Regions from separate parts of the Homo sapiens genome. Here region 2 is linked to region 1. Evidence: chromatin loops called from intact Hi-C (ENCODE). Cell type or tissue: Calu3. All regions are shown on one strand. Links, peaks and the distances in the headings refer to the core of each region. The heading gives the core; the rest is flanking DNA.

Region 1 (2,912 bases), core at 209-2,708:
CCTGGGCTGCCGCCAGTCCCTGCCTGCACAGAGGGCTTAGCCGCCCACCAAAACGCCCTCCACTGTATGAAGAGAGGCATCAAGGCTGCATTATCCAGGGGAGTGCAGAGCCCTGGGATGCTCTGCTGGGTCAGCTCGGTCTGTCCTGCTCGCTTTCTCTCAGGAAATCCCAGCGGGTGAGCGGTGGGAAAGAAACCAGTCACTTGGTGGAGAGGCAGAGTAAGTCAGCTCTGGGCAGCTTCTTGGCCAGGAGACCAGCCTCTTCCCAAAGTAGAACTGGGATCGTGAGTAGCAGCCACACTGACTCCAGTGTCAGCTCCCCACCTCCAGCTCCAAGGCCTCTCACTCTGGTGCGTAGGGCAGCCCTCCCTCTCAGCCGGCATCTCCCCGCATGACTAGGTCCCGCTCCACCTTTACACCTGGGCCCGGCAGGGACTTGGAAAACTGTCCCTGGAGTAGTTTGACCATTTTCCTATGGACCTTACCCCAAACCACCCCTACCCCCAGAAATGCCCTCCAGGGCCCTGCCTGGGGGAGCCTCTGGCCCTTTCTGTATCACCTGAGGTCCCCATCTGACCTCTCAGCTCAGTGTGAGGGGTCAGATGGGGATCTCAGGTGGCATAGAAATGAGCAAATATTTGGCTAGTGGCTTGTGGCCCCACTTTTTGTGCCATGGGACAGGCAGGATGGCACAGACATAAAGACCTTGGAGAGGGTGGTGAGCTTGATCCTGGGACAGGCACAGCAGGTGCTGAAGGATGCAGAGGAGGGAGAACTTTGGGCAAAAGGAGGTGGTATCTGATTGGAGTTTAAAAAATGGTTAGTGGCTGGGAGCAGTGGCTCACGCCTATAATCCCAGCACTTTGGGAGACTGAGGCAGGCAGATCAACCAAGGTCAAGAGTTTGAGACCAGCCTGGCCAACATGATGAAACCCTGTCTCCACTAAAAATACAAAAAAAATTAGCTGGGCGTGGTGGCACGCACCTGTAATCCCAGCTACTCGGGAGGCTGAGGCAGGAGAATCACTTGAACTGGGGAAGCGGAGGTTGCAGTGAGCCAAGATCGCACCACTGCACTCCAACCCGGGCAACAAGAGCGAGACTCCATCTCAAAAAATAAATAAATAAAAGTTGGTTAGCATCTCTTTAGGCAAAGAAGGGGAGAGGCAGCTCCAGGTGGAGGGAAGTGCATGAGGAAGCAGAGAGGCAGGCGACAGGCAGCGTGGCTGGGGCTGGGCAGGCCTTCCAGTTTGATTGCAGCCCAGAGGTCAGGTGAGATGAGGTTACAGCAAGCATGGGAGGCCCCAGGAAGCCACTGAGGGTGTTTGAGCCATTGAATGTTCTGGATTTTAGGACATTTCTGTGGCTGACTCCACTGCCATCAGTGTTCATCCACCCCAACTCCAGCCTGAGAGTGCTGGGGCACTGGGCACTCCGGAGTTCTTCAAAGCTCTGATGCAACATGTCCCCAGGGTGTCTGACTCACACAGACAGAGGTGAACCCAAGTTCATTTCCTTGGGATTCCCCTGAGCTCCCAATTTTCTGCTCCCACTTTGAGGGCAGGGGGATGGCAGGCAGCTCAATTGGTTTGGCTAAGTAAGTAGATTCAAACAAATCTCTTTATTCTTATGGATGTCATGCCCTGCAGTGGGAGAAAGAAGCTGAATCTTCTAGATGTCACCCACATGAGGGACTGGACTCCCCATCACCCAGTGCCTGACATACACACAACTTTATTCTGAGACAACAGCTATAGACCACAGCTACATTTACAGGCACCTGGCCCCCAGCCAGTGCCCAGGCCCTGAGGCTCCCAAGGACACAGCTTCAGATTAGAGCCTTCACCTAGGTCAGAAACCATCCTCATGGGTTCCTGGGCCTGTCCTCATTCTGGTCTCTCGCAGGCCACACATACACAGCAGGATATGTGGAGCCCACAGGCTCTCGGTCAGTCAGGCAAGATGAGTGGGGAGCACGCCCTTGCTGACTGCAGGCTATTTTCCAGGTGGTCAGAACCCTGAGTCCTCCAAACAACAGCTCCTTCCCCGAGGCCTGGGTGGAGCCTCTGTCCCTGCTGGATGACCCAAGCCCAGCCAGGCCGCAGCCCCAGCCCCTGGGGAGGCACGCAAGGATTTTTCCTTCTCAAGTTTCAGGTTTTGATGGAGAACAGATGTGCACACATCTGGCTCGGCAACCCCCAGCCTCACCTTTCTACTTCTCCAAACCGTCAGACAGAGCAGGGAGATAAGGGATGGGGCCAGGCCTGGGAACAACAGGGGAGAACTGGCTCTGGGTCCTACACAGGCAAGACATCCTGGCAGGAGGTGGGGGACACAGAAGGGGCCCAGCTCCTCCACCAGGGTGCCCAGACTAAACCCCGGTAGAATGGACCCAGGCAAAGCAGCTGTGGCTGGGTTCTCAGGCCACCCTGGGGCGGGCTGCCTTCCTGCTCCCACCCTCACCTGGGCTGGCCTGAGCACTTCTGCTAAAGGGAATAGGCTCTCCTCATCCTCTGAGACCATCCAAAGACAACAAGGGTGCTTGTTTCCTCAGTGACTTCTCACCAGGCTTTCTCCCTTTGGTTCTCTGCCTTCCCCGAATCCCCCAGCCTGCCCAGAGAACTTGACACTTGGAAACACCACACCCAAATGCTCACCACAGAGACCAATAACCCCTTGAAGGGAGGTCTGCTTGCCTCAACTGCTCTCAGCAGCTTCTCCATCCTGGCTATGGGCCAGAATCACCCAGGGAGCCATCCCTGCAGATCTGAATCATCTGTATTTTTAACACGTCACACATCATACCTAAGGTGACCAGCCTTAGGTGTCTTAACAGCAGGGTGAGGGATGTTGTTCTCATGTAACAGAGGCAGAGACTGAATGAACCCCAGAGAGGCTGTGACTTGCCCAAG
Region 2 (2,912 bases), core at 173-2,672, 56 kb before region 1:
TGTGTGATGGAGTTTCACTCTTGTCGCCCAGGCTGGAGTGCAATGGCGTGACTTCGGCTCACTGCAACCTCCAGCTCCCTGGTTCAAGTGATTCTCCTGCCTCAGCCTCCTGAGTAGCTGGGATTACAGGCACCTGCCACCACACCCAGCTAATTTTTGTATGTTTAGTAGAGATGGGCTTTCGCCATGTTAGCCAGGCTGGTCTCAAACTCCTGACCTCAGGTGATCTGCCTGCCTCGGCCTACCAAAGTGCTGAGATTACAGGCATGAGCCACGGTGCCCAGCCCTTATTATACCTCAATTTTTAAAAATGGAAAAATAACCCTTGGAAATCAGGCACCAAAGTAATACGTGCTCCTTATTGAATAGCACTGTCCGATACTAGCCACTAGCCACATGTGGTTATTTACATTTTAATTTTAATTAAGGTGAAATAAATTTTAAAACTTGTTCCTCAATCCCACTAGCCACATTTTAAGTACTAGGCACATTGCTAACAGCAATTGTTTATTTGGACAGCAGAGCTATAGAAAATTTCCATCCTAATGGAAAGTTCTATTGCTAGTGTTGTTATAGGAAATTGAAAAATATAGAAGTGTATTAAAAAAACAATTTATTATTTATAATTCCCTCATCCAAAAAATAATGTATTAACATTTTATGTTAACTTCTAATTTCTTTCTAAAATAAATTTTATTAAATTACAAGAGTAACATATGAATGCATTCTTGTCCTAAGATAATTAAATATTGATAAACTGAAACTCTCTTTGACCATTGCCTGCAATCCTAGAGCTCTCCCCAGTGGTAACCACTCTTACTAGCGTACTATGTACCTTTTTATTTTTTTTGAGATGGAATTTCGCTCTCTCGCCCAGGCTGGAGTGCAATGGCGCTATCTTGGCCCACTGCAATCTCTGCCTCCTGGGTTCAAGCAATCCTCCTGCCTCAGCCTCCTGAGTAGCTGGGATTACAGGCATGTGCCACCAAGCCCAGCTAATTTTTTTGTATTTTTAGTAGAGACGGATTTTCTCCATGTTGATCAGCTGGTCTCGAACTCCCAACCTCAGATGATGCGCTCGCCTCGGCCTCCCAAAGTGCTGGGGTTACAGATGTGAGCCACCACGCCCTGCCTGGTACCATGTATCTTTTCAGACCATTTTCGCAGGTACTTATAAACATGATGTCTGTGTATGGAAATACACAGCAGAGCCATTAACATCACCCTGACTCAAGGAGCTTCCACCTGGTTCAGTTCAGTCTCCCGAAGTGCACAGGAAGGGTGTTATCCCCATCATCCACATCCCACCCAGTGTCTAGGGCTCTCTTCCTATTCATCTCGAGCTGCTGTGGTCCTGGGATATTGTGAGAGGGGACGTCACATGGGGCAAGTCAGATGGTCACTAGGTACAGTCACACTGCAGAACTGGCAATGCCACTCCTGTTGGGTGTTCCTAGGGCAAGGTGTAACTGTAAATCCAGGGGAGCCATCACTCCACACTGTCTGTATGAAGAGCTAGCCTGTGGTGCAGCTCTCTAGCCTGAAGGTGGTGCTTCCTAAGGTAGAGTCTAGGAGGTCTGCAGGCATGACTCAGCTCCCTCTGGGTCCTCTCGCAGAGGTCCTTTGCTGCTTTCATGAATGCCACACTGGAGCATGGAACCCTTTTGTGAAGCTGCCCCAGATCCCCTTGGTACCAACATCATCATTTTCTCTCTGGTATAAGGCACAGGCTCCGTCTGACTCAGACCAATGCACCTCTCAGTGTTTACCTTTTGAGTTCAATTCTGAATTCACGAATTTTTAAACTTTCTTCATTTTAATGTATGCATTTACAGCTATTAATGTCCTCCTAAGTACTGTTTTAACAGTATTCCCCAAGTTTTAATAGGTAGTGTTTACATTGCCATTTAGTTTTAAATATTTTATTTCTGTGAGATTTGTTCCTTGACTCATGAATTATTTAGACATGGGCTGTTACATTTTCAAATGTATGTGTTTTTTTTTCTGACACTTTTGTTTTTGATACCACTTGCATTACCTCGTTGTCAGAATACAGACTGGGTGATGCTGATTATTTGGTAATTATTAAAACTTGCTTGGAGGAATAGGATGTAGTCAATTTTTTGCAAATGTTTATATAAGTTTGAAAAGAATATTTATTCTTGAATTATTGGGTTATGATTTTTATATTTTAATTAGATCAGGCTTGTTAATATTATTGATTACATATTCTCTATTTCCTCACTTAATTTTTTGTTTGCTTGTTTTATTAATTTCTGAGAGAGGCATGTTAAAAATCTCTTATGATTTTAGACTTGTCAATTATTTCTTGTAATTCTGCTCATATTGCATTGTATATTTTTGAGGCCATGTCATAAGGTGTATACCTTTTTGGTTAAATTTTTGTTGAAGTCTAACACACGTTCAGGAAAGTACTTTCATAAAGAGAAAATACCTCTTATGACCAGTACCCATATCAAGAAAAGAAAATTACCAGCACTCCTGCAGCATCTTCATGCTCCCTCGGAGTCACTCCTCCATCCCCACTCTCCTGACTTCTAATATCATAGATTAGTTTTGCCTGTATTGAAACCTCATATATTCCAGGAGTCTTCAAAATGTACACGAAAAATGCATATTATGAAAAAACTAACCATGATTTCAAAATGTTTTCACTAACTTGTACTAACTTGTTATAACATGTCTGAACAGGATCTAGTTTGAGGCTCTAAGAAGGATAAGATATGAGTTTGAAAAGAACCTCCATTACAGCAACATGAGTTCTGCTAAAATCAAAGCAAGAATGAAAATCAAATTTATGGTGAAGCTTGGGTGGAAGAATTATGAAATCATTGATACCTTAGGAAAAGCTTATGGAGACAATGCCCCAAAGAAATCAGCAGTTTACAAAT

The links. Hi-C counts contacts between places; a loop is a spot of excess contacts. Peaks named below come from ENCODE experiments on the same cell type or tissue, not always from the same donor. Only the 100,000 strongest peaks of a DNase experiment are listed, where the experiment ranks them.
Region 2: it touches region 1 in a loop (4-fold over the local background); 6 of 110 quality-filtered maps call a loop at or near these places.

The regions. Positions count from the first base shown.
Region 1 is chr15:74,199,110-74,202,021 of GRCh38, forward strand. The region is part of intron 2 of STRA6 (signaling receptor and transporter of retinol STRA6); the gene reads right to left. Among named protein-coding and RNA genes, the nearest start is that of STRA6, 2.2 kb to the right of the region's middle. RefSeq lists enhancers at 777-1,412, 1,413-2,046, 1,480-1,539. In Calu3, for the core only: no CTCF peak of the experiment used is centred there; DNase peaks (open chromatin) are centred at 1,472 and 1,892.
Region 2 is chr15:74,143,024-74,145,935 of GRCh38, forward strand. No RefSeq gene overlaps it. Among named protein-coding and RNA genes, the nearest start is that of ISLR2, 14 kb to the left of the region's middle. RefSeq lists an enhancer at 1,556-1,615. In Calu3, for the core only: a CTCF peak has its summit at 1,552 (motif pointing right); a DNase peak (open chromatin) is centred at 1,538.